Regions from separate parts of the Mus musculus genome. Here region 1 is linked to region 2. The links are chromatin loops, found by intact Hi-C in ENCODE. Cell type or tissue: heart. All regions are shown on one strand. Links, peaks and the distances in the headings refer to the core of each region. The heading gives the core; the rest is flanking DNA.

The links. A loop is a pair of places that touch in the nucleus more often than their neighbours do. Peaks named below come from ENCODE experiments on the same cell type or tissue, not always from the same donor. Only the 100,000 strongest peaks of a DNase experiment are listed, where the experiment ranks them.
Region 1: it touches region 2 in a loop (2.0-fold over the local background); 1 of 42 quality-filtered maps calls a loop at or near these places.

Annotation. Positions count from the first base shown.
Region 1 is chr14:52,117,374-52,122,373 of GRCm38, forward strand. Rpgrip1 (retinitis pigmentosa GTPase regulator interacting protein 1) reads left to right here. Exons shown (of 25, transcript NM_023879.3): 4 at 1,823-2,061; 5 at 3,100-3,199; 6 at 3,620-3,748. Among named protein-coding and RNA genes, the nearest start is that of Rpgrip1, 9.0 kb to the left of the region's middle. In heart, for the core only: a CTCF peak has its summit at 2,063; no DNase peak of the experiment used is centred there; H3K4me3 peaks cover 1,616 bases; H3K27ac peaks cover 1,781 bases; H3K27me3 peaks cover 1,384 bases.
Region 2 is chr14:52,275,388-52,283,468 of GRCm38, forward strand. Rab2b (RAB2B, member RAS oncogene family) reads right to left here and starts at 4,008. Exons shown (of 8, transcript NM_172601.3): 1 at 3,809-4,008; 2 at 3,527-3,598; 3 at 56-123. The coding sequence starts at 3,854. It overlaps Tox4 (TOX high mobility group box family member 4), which reads left to right and starts at 3,759. Exons shown (of 10, transcript NM_023434.3): 1 at 3,759-3,845; 2 at 4,001-4,269; 3 at 4,434-4,502. The coding sequence starts at 4,264. Gm23758 (a small nucleolar RNA gene) reads left to right here and starts at 1,144; the gene lies at 1,144-1,233. In heart, for the core only: a CTCF peak has its summit at 4,065 (motif pointing right); a DNase peak (open chromatin) is centred at 4,104; H3K4me3 peaks cover 2,489 bases; H3K27ac peaks cover 1,650 bases.

The sequences.
Region 1 (5,000 bases), core at 1-5,000, 160 kb before region 2:
GGGTTGAGAACTGCTGCTCTATGTAGACCATGCTGGCCTTGAACACAGAGTTCCACTTGGCTCTGGCTCCTGAGCACTGATTACAAAAGAGTGTTCCAGGATAACCAGCCTCCCCTCCCCCTTTTATATGCTTTGATGTGGAAGTGTCAGATCCCCTGTAACTGGAGTTATTTATAGACAGTTGTAAGCTGCTGTGTGGGTGCTGGGAATTAAACCTGGGTCCTCTGGAAGAGCAGCCAGGGCTCATAACTACAGAGCCTTCTCTCTGGTGTCCAACCCGCCCCACCCCACCCAGGTACCCAGCCCCTTTGTGTGTGTGTGTGTGTGTGTGCGTGTGTTTGGTTGGTAGGTTGGTTGGTTTTTTGTTTTTTGTTTTTTTTTTTTTGAGACAGGGTTATATTATGTAACCTGGCTGGGCTGAAACTTGAAGTATCTCGTCCCTAAGGTTGTGATTACAAGCAGACATCACACTCCAGTGGGCTTGCTTTTCCTCACATGGTAATATTCCCTAAATAACTACAGGACTTGGCCACAGTTAAATCCACTGCTGGGAGTAAAGGCCTGTATCACCAAGCCTAACTCAGAGATTAATCTTAGTTTAGGGCATTAATCTTAATTCAGCACTGAATAAAAAAGAATGAAAAGAAGGACATGACTGTTCCTAGCAGTGGAGAGGGTTTACTGTAGACAAGTGTGAGAGAAGAGGAACGGCAGTCTCCAAGGCTCTAAGAGAGAACATGGCCAGACTAGGCTGGGCCATTTGAGGAGAGAGGGACAGGGGGAGCAAGAAAAGAGCTGGGGCCTGGGACTAGAACCTGGCCAAGAGAACAAAGAGGTTTTTAAAAGGACTGGTGTAGCCAAAATCGCTGGATTATATCCGGAAGAGCAGCTAGGGGAAGGGCAGCCCAGACCCTGGACTGGAGAATTAAGGGTAAGGGGCAGGTATGCCAGCCAGAGGGACACTGTAACAGATAGGGACTGACGGATACAGGGAGAGCTGGAGGCCAGCCTGGTCTACAGAAAGAGTTCCGGGATAGCCAGGGCTACACAGAGAAACCCTGGCTCAAAGCAACAACAACAACAACAAAAAAAAAAAAAAAAAAAAAAAAAAAAAAAAAAAAAAAAAAAAGAAGAGACAAATCCGCTGAAATGGTCACTCCGTTTGTGGGGGAGGGGCCGGGCAAGGCGGTGTATTGTGAATAAGAGATAAGAGAGAGAACATACTTAGAGGCATCTGGAAGAGCCCAGAACAAAGAGAAAAAGTAGAATGGACTTGGTGAGAGAGCTCAGGGCAGACCATTCATTTGGGTGATGTGTAGCCGTGGGAGAAAAAACGCTGGTGGTAGCTGGAGCAAGCCTGGGAATTCTAGGACGTGGGGGGTGAGAGTAGTCTGGGCTACACAGAAATCCTGACTTGCAAAACAAAACGAAAACAGCAGCAATAAAATAAAAAGACAAACAAACAAAAAGATCCAGCTAGAAGGCATTTCTTAGTGATTGACGGGAGAGGGCCCAGCCCATTGCGGGTGGTGCTAGTCCTGTACTGACTGAACAAGCAGGCTGAACAAGCCTTAAGCAGTAAGTATCCTTCTACGGCCTGTGTGGCTGTTCCAGTCTCCAGGTTACCACCCTGTTTGAGTTTTTGTCCTGGCTTCCTTCAATGTTGGACTACAATGTGAAAATATAAGTCAAATACATAGCGACAGTAAGCCTAGCTAAGACATCAACGCTGGGGGCTAGCTCTGAGGCTTGCCCAACTAGAATCAAGCCTTAGGCATGAGTTGGTGTGTGTGGAAACCCCATGTGGCTTGTTTTGCTACAGGCGAAGGACGAACGTGCAGCGATCCACAACTACCCAACCGGACCTACGGACACTTGCTGTGCTCCAGGAGCCAGAGAGGCGCAGGCGGCCGTGGGTCTCAGCGTCCCCGAGCCCCTCGGCGCCCCCGCGCGCACCAGTTCCCGGGAGGAAAGCGCATGTGCAGCGCCTGTGTCCCTCGACCGCGGTAGGCAGTGCACAGCCTCGAGTCCACGCGGGACGCAGACTGCCCCACATAGCTGGTGTGTCTCTACAGCAGAAACCCAAGCGGAGTGAAGCTGGAATCACGCCCTCTCCCGGGGGTGGGGAGGGGACTGAAGCGCCAGTCACAGTTACCCTTTGTTTTCTCACCTTTCCACTTTCCTAAAATCCTTCCCCATCCCCCAACTCTCGTGTGCGGAAGTCGGGTCCAAATTTCTGAATTCACTGCGAGTAGGCAGCTCAGTGTCAGAGGGCTTGCTTAATATGTTTGAGACGGTAGGTAAATCTCTGAGACCACCAGACCACGAAAGTAAACAGAAATAAACAAACAAACAAACAAATAATAATAATAATAATAACCAAAAAAAAAAAAAAAAACCCAGACCCGGAGGGGAGAGGGAGTAAAAAGCGGGTAACAGCGATAAGGGCTCAAAAGGGAAAATTGTCTGCGGGAAAGAAGGGAACCATCAGGGAACGGCATGGGCGAGGCAGAGGAGGATGCACAAAGCGGTGGTCCATGTGTACAACTGCAGAACCCGCCATGTTATATGTTAATAATTAAAAAAAAAGTGAACATTAAACAAATCCGGATTCCCGGCTATGGTGGTTTATTCTTTAATCCCAGCACTCCAGAGGCAGATGCTGGAGGGTTTCTGTGAATCCTTCTGTGGTCTAGATATCGAGTTCCAGGACAGCCACAGCTACACAGAGAAACCCTGTCTCGGGGGAAAAAAAAAAATCCAGGCAACCAGCCGACCAAAATGAAATAAAGGAATACCTTTGAGCATGGCTGTACCAGGTTAGGCAAACACACAGGCCCTGGCTTGGACCAGCGTGCCTCTTTTTTCTTCCCATTTGTACCACTCACCGAGTCAGTATTTTGGGCTGAAGATATTTGCAGTTGTGATTTTATGTAAAAATAAGGAAGTGCCTCAGTGGCTAATTGTCACATAAGGATTTCCTCCAAGTCGCAAGGCTCTCTGTGACCAGCACTTGGTGTCCTGGTTTCAGCATGAGGTGTTCTGAAAGATACCATGGCTACATTTCCCTTTTTTTTTTTTCCTGCCTAAACTTTTCAGGGCCAAATGACAGGCGCAGCCATACAGCCCCTCCCGCATTTAAAGACTATGTGGCGGACAAGAACACCAGAATCGAAATAACCAGGGAGCCCAGCCAACTGTGAGTACCTCGGGCGGGTCCCATGTTGTTACCCACAAAGCTTTTGTTGGGAATATATCACTTAAGGACCAGTGGGTGTTGCTGATTTCTGTAATAATCAGAGAAGATGAAAGGCAGCTCTAAGTCAAAATTGCAAAGTCCTTGTTTAAAAATACAAAACAAGAGCCAAGGGGAAGGGCATTCCCTTAGTCCCAGCACAGACAGGTGGATCTCTGTAAGTTCCTGTCAAATCTTACATTTGTATTCATATTTATATTCGTGAAACAAGCATGTCTCCATCCTTTGAATGATAAATAAAAGTCCTTTAGGAAGTTTCTGCTTTTCCCATTTGTGCTTACTCTTCCTCAGTTAGAACAAGATAGTTTTTATCCACCAGTTCCTGATTTGGGCTAAATTCATTGGTCTTTGTATGCCTAACAGTACTCACACCATGACGACTGATTCTACACATGTGGAAGAGATCCCCAGATCTCCTGAGAAAACATCCAAAGTTGAAAAGCCTGAACAGAGAAGCTCAGAGGAGTGCACTCAGAAGGCTGCAGAGCTTCGGTGAGAGCTAACATTTTGTGCTTCAAACCATACTGAACAGAAAAGGCAAGGCTTCTAGCTCCACCTTTCTTCACTTCTGAGGAAAAAAAGATTTCCTTGTGTCTTAAATACAGACCTGCCCTTAGTACACACCTTTAATCCCCCAAAATGAAGGTAAAGTTACTTTGTACAAGGAAGCGTCCAGGTTTAAAAGTGATGTCTAATTGAGTGGCAGACAAAGTAACGAATCAGAGAAACATTTGACAAAATAGGATCTGCCCAACTCTTGGAAGGAGAGGAAAGGAAAGCGAAGCTTCTTAAGGGGCAGTGCAGATTGGGGGGGGGGGGGATAGGAGGGAATGGGAGAGGGGCGACAGGGAGAGGGAGAGGTCCTTTTACAGGGGCAGGGTGCAAAGAGAACAAGCTAGACTAGACACAGATGAAGACAGAACGAGACAGGGTGAAGAGCAAGAAGATCAGAATAGATTGACAGATAGTTTGAGCAATTCAGGAGAACCTGGGAGAAGCCAGATTGAATCGGTTATCATGGAGAGGAGTTTGAGTCAGAACAGCTGAGTAGACTAGCTAGCCAGAGATCAGAAAGAAGAAAGGGTGAGTTTATTCAGCAGCAAGTCTCAGAAGCTGAAAACATTCTAGACCTAGATTAGATTGTACGGAGGCTGGAAGCTTTCGGCACTAGGCCTAGGTTAGTAGACTGAGGCAGTAAACCTCCACGGTGACAATTACATCAGGCAAATAAAAGTTACTTTTTACACTATGCGTACCTAGAAAATTAGGAGAGCAGTGGTGGTTGGTGATTGCGCATGCCTTTAATTCCAGCAGGCAGATCTGTGAGTATGAAGCCTGTATATACAGAGTGAGTTCCAGGACAGCCAGAGCTACACAGAGAAACCCTGTCCCCAAAACTAAACAAAACACCCCCATAACAAAAAACCCCTGCATATAAAGAAGTAGGTGAGTTAGGTGTTACGGTTACGGTGTCTGCAGTTTATCCCAGCACTCAAGAGGCACACTCAGGTGGGCCTCTGTTGGAGGCCAGCCTGGTCTACAAGGAGAATCCCAGGGTGACACAGTGAGACACAGTCCTCTCAAGAAAGGGGAGGGGGAAGAGAAGAAGTGAATTTCTCCCTGTAGCCCTGGCTATCTGGAACTCACTCTGTAGACCACCAGGACCTCAAACTCAGAGATCCCCCAGCCTCTGCCTTCTGAGTCATGGGATTAAAGTCATGTGCCACCCCTGCCTGGCCAGGAA
Region 2 (8,081 bases), core at 1,443-6,442:
TTTACTGTTATAACTGGGCCTCAGTCTGGTACTAAATTGTTTTGCCCTCTCTTACCGTATCCCAGATTTGCAGTTTGATTTGTTTTCCATCGATGTTGACCATACGTGCTCCAAACTCCACACCTGTCAGTGAAAGACAAGAGAACGAACATGACTGTAATGAACACATACATGTCCATCTAGAGCCACATACTTTTCCCCAGTGTTATAATGATGAGTCCTTTGTCATCACTCACTGACATTCAGCCCGACAGTGGTTATTGCTCCAATTGAATTTGTGTTCCTTTTAGTTTCTTTTCTAGAATTAAAAACCCACTGACTGGACATGTAGCTCACTTGATACAGGACTTGCCTAGAAGCTCTGGAGTCAATCCCCAGATCCACATAAAACTGGACACAGGACTAGAGAGATGGCTCAGCACTAAAGCAAAGCATGTATGTGCTTCTTGGACTGGAATTGGGTATCAACACCCTCATCTGATAGTTCATAACTGCCTGTAACCCCAACTTCAAGGACTCCAATACCCTGTTCTGGGCCCTATGGGCATCTGCACACTCATGCACGTGCACATCCACATGCATGCCCCAGAACCCCTTAACTGAGCATGGCAGTGATCTAATCCCAGGCCTCATGAGGTAAAGGCAGTAGGAGCCCTAGGATAAGAAGTTCAAGGTCATCATGACTTACAGAGCAAGTTCAGGGTTGGCCTGAGATTACCCTACAGCTACAGGTATAACTCAGCGATAGTGTAACTACTTAGAACATAACTCACTAGGTTTAATCCCTTTCACCAAAAAGAAACAAGTGGATTCTAAGTGATAATGACTTAAGAATAACTCAGATGTAGAAAAGGGAACAAAGCTCATTCAGATAAAATAAATACAAGTAGTCTCACTGTTTTGATTTTACAGTCTGGATGACACTTGCTATATTAAGACCATAGGGGGCTGGGGGCTGGAGATATGGTCAGTGGTTGAGAGCACTTGGTCTTGGAGCAGAACAGAGTTTGGTTCCCAACACCCTTGTCCAGTGGCTCACAACTACCTGTAACTCCTGCTGCAGAGGGGTCAATGATCTCTAGCCCTTATAGGCACCTGTACACACATGTGCAAATACAAACACACATATATACAAAAAAATTTTTTTTAAGATCTGAGGGGGAAAAACCCACGTATGTGTTACCAGAGTTAGTTCTTTCCCTAGATCTGGTTTTATAAATTCTAGTAATAAACTAAGTTTGATTTATTATATAACCAGTTGATTTGTTTTAAGGCCTTATAATGACAGAGACTCTATCTAGATCTTCTTAAGAATTAGCCTTAAGAAAAGTGGCACTGCAGTTACTGTAATGATTTGCAAATAACATCTGAAGAATGTGTACCCGCTACAAAGCAAGTTCTAGGACAGCCAGGGCTATACAGAAAAACTCTTGTCTCAAAAAAAAAAAAAAAAGCCACTACAGGAAAGTTTTTCATAAAATAAACTACAAAGCTACAATTCATAGAAAAAAATTTCTAGAAAATGAACATAACAATTCTGGGACAAATAAAACTAAAAGAGATGAATAAATGCTTAGGAATGTTAGCTTACACTGAAATCTGACTAGGTAATATTTAATTCTACAATTGTTTTCAAAGAACTTCTTTGTTTGCTGGTTTGGTTGGTTGGTTTTGGTTTTTCAAGACAGGGTTTCTCTGTTTAGCCCTGGCTGTCCTGGAACTCACTCTGTAGACCTGGCTGGCCTTGAACTCAGAAATCCACCTGCCTCTGCCTCCCGAGTGCTGGGATTAAAGGCGTGCGCCACCACTGTCAGGCTCAAAGAACTTCTGAACTATTTGAAAGTTAAGTGTTTTGCCTGCATGTTAAGTATGTGTGACGTATGTGGCTGGTACCTGTGGAGGCCAGAAGAACCCAAAGGATCCCCTGGAACTTGAGTGACAGAGGATGATGGGTGCTGGGAATTGAACCCTTGTTCTTGGGAGAGCAGTCGGTGCTCTTAACTGCTGAGTCAGCTCTCCAGCCCATTGATAGCATTTCGCGACAGTGTCTCAGAGTACTGACTAGTTCTGTGTATGAAGCAGCACTTCTTAAACTGCAATTCTAAAACTGTTTTCATTGGCAATTAAAGAAGCTGCCTAAGGAACAGGTCTTCAAGGACAAAATACCTTCAATCACCAATAATTTCCAGAGTACATTGGTAATAGCCTCTCTTAAAGCAGTATGGAAACTGACGAACTGATAGAGCTTTTGACACTTTTCTATTTCTAGGCAAAATTCATCTCTTTCAAGGACAATATTTCAAAAAAACAAAAACCCCACTGCATCATAAGCAGACAATTCATCCCCTTTTCTATTTTCAAAATAGTATTTTGTACATAGCATGAGGAATTCATACTCTATATAAATATTTTTACTTTAAGGTGCTATATGAAATACCTGTTCTGAATACCTATTACCTCAACAAAAATCAAAAAGATATTTTTTTGGAAAAAAAAAATCACTGTCAACTTTTTTTTTCTCTCAGAACAATAAGAATGTAATTTCAATGAGTAAGAAACTAAAAAACAGGCTGAGTATAGTGGTGCATATCTAATCCCAGCATTTAGGACGATCAAGTCAAAATCATGGTCAGGTTACCCAGGAAGCTTAAAGCCAGTCTCGGCGCAAAAACAAACTTATTACGAAAGTCCGTGAGGCTGGGAGTGGTGGCGCACGCCTTTAATCCCAGCACTTGGGAGGCAGAGGCAGGCGGATTTCTGATTTTTGAAGCCAGCCTGTCCTACAGAGTGAGTTCCAGGACAGCCAGGGCCACACAGAGAGAAACCCTGTCCCGAGGGGGTGGGGGGGGGAGAGTCTAATGCAGGAGGATCTCTGGGAGTTTGTGTCCAGTGTGGGTTATATAATGAATCTGAGGCTATTTGCTCCTAAAAGAAGAGAAGGTGAAGAGATTAGAGGAGGTGTCTGTGCAGGAAGAACTGCAATGTCCGTACATTGGCTTTTACCTCTCCAGACTTAAAAGAATCCTATGTTGGTGTTTATGTTGAAAAACATGTGAAGCTGGTAGTTAATAACAAAATACAGATGAGATGTTTAATAAGCAGTCATGTTTCCGTGGGATTTTTCCATAAACATACAAGTTGCATTGGAAGAAAAAAAAATCCTACGGCAACTAGTATCTTACATCCATCTCTAAAGTTACCTTTCAATCATTTATCCTCCACTTACCAGCTTTTATCATTTTTCATATACCATGATTTCAGACCAAGGTAGCGAGAAGTAACTTTTTTTGGTTTTTCAAGACAGGGTTTCTCTGTGTAGCCCTGGATGTCCTGGAACTCACTTTGTAGACCAGGCTGGCCTCGAACTCTGAAATCCACCTGCCTCCCGAGTGCTGGGATTAAAGGCGCGAGCTACCACGCCCGGCCGAGAAGTAACTTTTTATTTAGAATACTGAGACTGTAACTTTCTCCTTTAGCAGTTCTGGCAGCTAGCTTTTAGCTGTTCTGGAACGAGGGGATAGCTTACCTATTGTGAGGTCGTGCACGGGCTGGAACCGCTTGTCGGTAAACTGAAGGAGGAGACATGACTTCCCCACACCTGCGAAAGAACGGTGTTCACTAGACGCACGTCACCCGGGAAGCCGCTGGCTCCCAGACAGGGAACAGGGTCTAAGGCAGGGGCAGAGCCCCGCCCCCGGGGCTCGCCCCGCCCCCTCCGCGCAACTCCGCTCACCCCGCCCCGCCCCCAAGCCGATTTTGGAGGTAGGATCCCCGCCCCAACTCCGAAGGCGGTCCGTCGGCGGGTTACCTGTGTCTCCGATGATGATGTACTTGAAGAGATAAGCGTAAGTCATGGTCCCGAGGCGTCTGTGTTCCGGGTCCTCCCGATTTCTACAGCCACTTACCTCCGACCTCTCTAGCCACTCAATCTACGGGTCTCCTTATTTGCCTCCGCTCCAGCCCTTCTAGCTCAAGCTGCGTCTCTATTGCTCTCCCCCAGAAATCTTCGCTGGATCGGCTGTACCGGACGCCGCCTCTAGGGCCACCCAGTGCTCTTCTACATGCCATTATCCCACCAAGCTCCAGGGGGCGACAGCGACCCTTCGGGCAGCTGGGATCGAGACTGGTTGCGTCCCTGACTCGGTCCAATCATCGGAGAGCGACGCTTTCTCCTTGAGGAAGTGACGCGCTCGGAACCTAGTGGGGGCGGTGGGAGCGATGCGGACGCGGAGACGCTGAGTCGCTGGTAGTGGTGCTGTGAAGATGGAGGTGGGTGCCGAGTCTTTGAGGGCTGATGAGGGTTCGCGGCCGACTAGGGGAAGCGGAAGCGGGAATGCAGGGCAGCGAGGAGCCAGGGGGGCTCGGGAGGGCTGGGGTCTCAGCACGCCACTGCTCCGCTCACTCACCCACCGCGGCTTTCTTTTGGTTTACAGTTTCCCGGAGGAAATGACAATTACCTGACGATCACTGGGCCCTCGCACCCTTTCCTGTCAGGAGCCGAGGTGAGCAAAAGCTGCTGATGCTGGGGCGCCGGAGGGCCTAGGCAGCGGTTAGGGAAGGACGGTGGGGGTGAGCGCGGGGGCTGGCGGGAGCTGGAGGGGACAGTGGCCGAGGCTTCGAGCTCCTCTAAGGACTGTGGAGGGGGTGGGGGTGGGGGAGAACCGAAAGCGGCTGTCATGAGGAAACCAGGATGTTGAAGAGACGGCTTGTTTGAGGAGTTTCTGTTCTGAATAGGAAGAACGAAAGGAATTGTTCTTTGGTTGGGGGTGAAATAACTAACAATCTTGGGAGACAGCAAGAAAGAAAAAAAATTTTTTCAGTAAAGAAATCGAGATAAAGAAAGTTGTTTATCCAGCAGGGAATAACTTCGGACAGTTGTTATTTCTTGAATTCTATAGGGGGCTCTTTTATTTGAAATGTCTTTTCTGATAAAAGTGGTTCATCCTACTGATGTGGCATCTGTTTGCTTGGCTAAAGAACGACAGAGGGAAAGAAATAGCTGCCAGAGAACATAGAAGGGGGTAGAGTGCACCTGTTTCCCAGTGATCACAGACTGACTATGTCACCTTTGGATTCCAGTTGTCAAATGACTATAATAACAGGGTTTGGTTTGGTTTGGTTTGGTTTGGTTTTTAAAGATGGCGTGAAGTAGAAGTAATGGTTGTTGGATGTTCTAAGACCTTCCACAAGGGTCACCTAAGACCATAGGAAAACAGATACTTTGTGATTCATAACAGTAGCAAACTTATATTTGTGAAATAGCAGCGAAAATAATTTTATGGTTGGGGGTCACCATAATATGAGGAACCATAATAAAGGGTCCATGCAGCATTAGGAACGTTGAGAGCCACTGCTGTAAGATATTCAGGAAAACTTTTGGTTGACAGATTTTCCTATTAGAAAGCATAAAACTTATTTGAGCAAGCGAAAGTCAAAGCTGCAGTGTATGAAATTTTACCATTTTTTTTTTGAGAACTTGAGCCTTGGTCCATCTTTTGAGGATTATATACTACCTCCCAAAGTGCTGTGAATTCATTTGCACGGTTGTTTGCACCAAAAGTAGTTATCCATTGCTGTTGTGTCGGTTTATCCTGTGGGAACATTGTTATGGTTGAGAGATGATTGACAGTGAGTGATTGCTAGTTGCTTTTGCTTTTTGTTTTTTGTTTTGGTTTGGTTTGGTTTGGTTTTTTGGTGTTTTTTTTTCTTTTCTTTCCTTTTTCTTTTCCTCTTTCTTTCTTTCTTTCTTTCTTTCTCTCTCTCTCTCTCTCTCTCTCTCTCTCTTCTTTCTTTCTTTCTTTCTTTCTTTCTCTCTTTCTTTCTCTCTTTCTCTCTCTCTCTCTTCTTTCTTTCTTTCTTTCTTTCTTTCTTTCTTTCTCTCTCTCTCTCTCTCTCTCTCTCTTTCTTTCTTTCTTTCTTTCTTTCTTTCTTTCTTTCTCTCTTTCTTTCTCTCTTTCTTTCTTTCTTTCTTTCTTTCTTTCTTTCTTTCTTTCTTTCTCTCTCTCTCTCTCTCTCTCTCTCTCTCTCTCTCTCTCTCTCTCTCTTTCTTTCTTTCTTTCTTTCTTTCTTTTTAAATAAAAGACAATCTCACATAGCTCTGGCTGTCCTGGAACTCACAATGTAGGCCAGGCTGACCTCAAACTCAAAGATATCCACTTGCCTCTGCCTTTCCAGTAAAGAGTTCTTCCCATTCAGAACAGAACTCTTTCCTGTGATTAAAGGCATACTCTAGCACTCCTGGCTGCTGGTTTATTGTTTAACTTAATATTATTGAATATTCTCCTAAGCAAAGGGAGGTATGACTCAAATGAGTGGCAAAATTAGGAAGGAAACGAAGTCTTACACTTGGTGATTTTATTCCGAGTTCCATCCAAAAGGTCTCCATGGTCTGATTTCATTGTTTGGAGTGCAGTAAGTCACATTGTCCTTATTTATAGGAAAGTACATTTTAAAAGTAAACACGGCTGGATGTGGTGGCACACGCTTTTAATCTCAGCACTCAGCCGAGGCAGGTGGATTTCTGAGTTCAAGGCCAGCCTGGTCTACAGAGTTCCAGGACAGCCAGGGCTACACAGAGAAACCCTCTCTCGGAAAAACCAAAAAAAAAAAAAAAAAAAAAAAAAAAAGGTAAACACAAGGTTGGGTGTAGTGGTACACATCTTTAATCCTAATTCCAACATTTGGGAGACAGAGTTGTGTGTCTTTTTTTTTTTTTTTTTTTTTAAGATTTATTTATGCGAGTACACTGTTGATCTCTTCAGAGAGACACACCAGAAAAGGGCGTCAGATCTCATTGCAGATGGTTGTGAGCCACCATGTGGTTGCTGGGGATTGAACTCAGGACCTCTGGAAGAGTAGTCAGTGCTCTTAACCACTGAACCATTTCTCCAGTCTCCCCCACCCCCACCCCATGTGTATCTCTTTAAATTCAAAATTACATAGACCATGTCTCCAAAAAAGGAAAAAAAAAGGTAAATACAGCTTTCAATTTTTCCTACCAGTCTGACGTTGATCAAAAGCTAACAGCATGAGGGATGGCCCTTTAAAACATGCAGGGACGGGGCTGGTGAGATGGCTCAGGGGTTAAGAGCACTGACTGCTCTTCTGAAGGTCCTGAGTTCAAATCCCAGCAACTACATGGTGACTCACAACCATCTAATGAGACCTGACACCCTCTTCTGGAGTGTCTGAAGACAGCTACAGTGTACTTATGTATAATAATAAATAAATTTAAAAAAAAACCATACAGGGACTAGATAGCGAAGCACTGGCCTACTGTGTGCTGGACCCTTGACCCAGCATTGACGGAAAAAGGGAGGACTTTCAAGGCTTGCTTCTGCCCTTTGTTTCTGTTCTGTTCTGGCTCCTGGTGTAGCTGTTGAGAGGAGGGAACATTCAGCTAAGCTTTAAGGTCCGTTTCAGGAGCTTCCTTTAGGCCTTGACTGTGTCCTTGTTACTTACAACTTGTGCACCTACTTGTTCCTGCCTCTCAGTGAATTTTTAAACTTTATGTCTTTGTTTAGTTTGAGAGGAATCGTTTCACTGTGTAGTCTTGGCTGACAGCAAACTTGCTATGCGACTAGGCTGGCCTTCGTTTGCCTCTGCTTCCTGAGTTCTGGGATTAAAATATATGCCACCGTGCCTGGCTTTTAATCTTCATGTTAGTGAATGTATGGGTCTTGTTGTTTCCAGCCTTATTGTAAGCCATCACTAAAAATAGGTGATCTTTTTAAAGCAATTCTTTTTGAAGAACAGTCATTTTTCAAGTTTGCTTGGTTTTTATTTTGGTTTTTTGTTTTATTTTGTTTTGTATTGTCAAAAAGAAAATAGCTGCCCTTATGGAGTATTAGCCATAAATTAATAGGAAAAAATGGACGGTGTTCAAGTTAAGAACTTCTTTATATCAAATATATCATTATAGGGGCTGGAGAGATTTTTTGTGTATGGGTGTTGTGCCTGTATCTATGTCTGTGCATCACATGTCAGGTGCCTGTGGAGGTCAGAAGAGGACAAGAGATTCCTTTGGGTCTGCATTATACACGTTTGTGAGCCACCATGTGGGTGCTGGGAATGGAACCCAG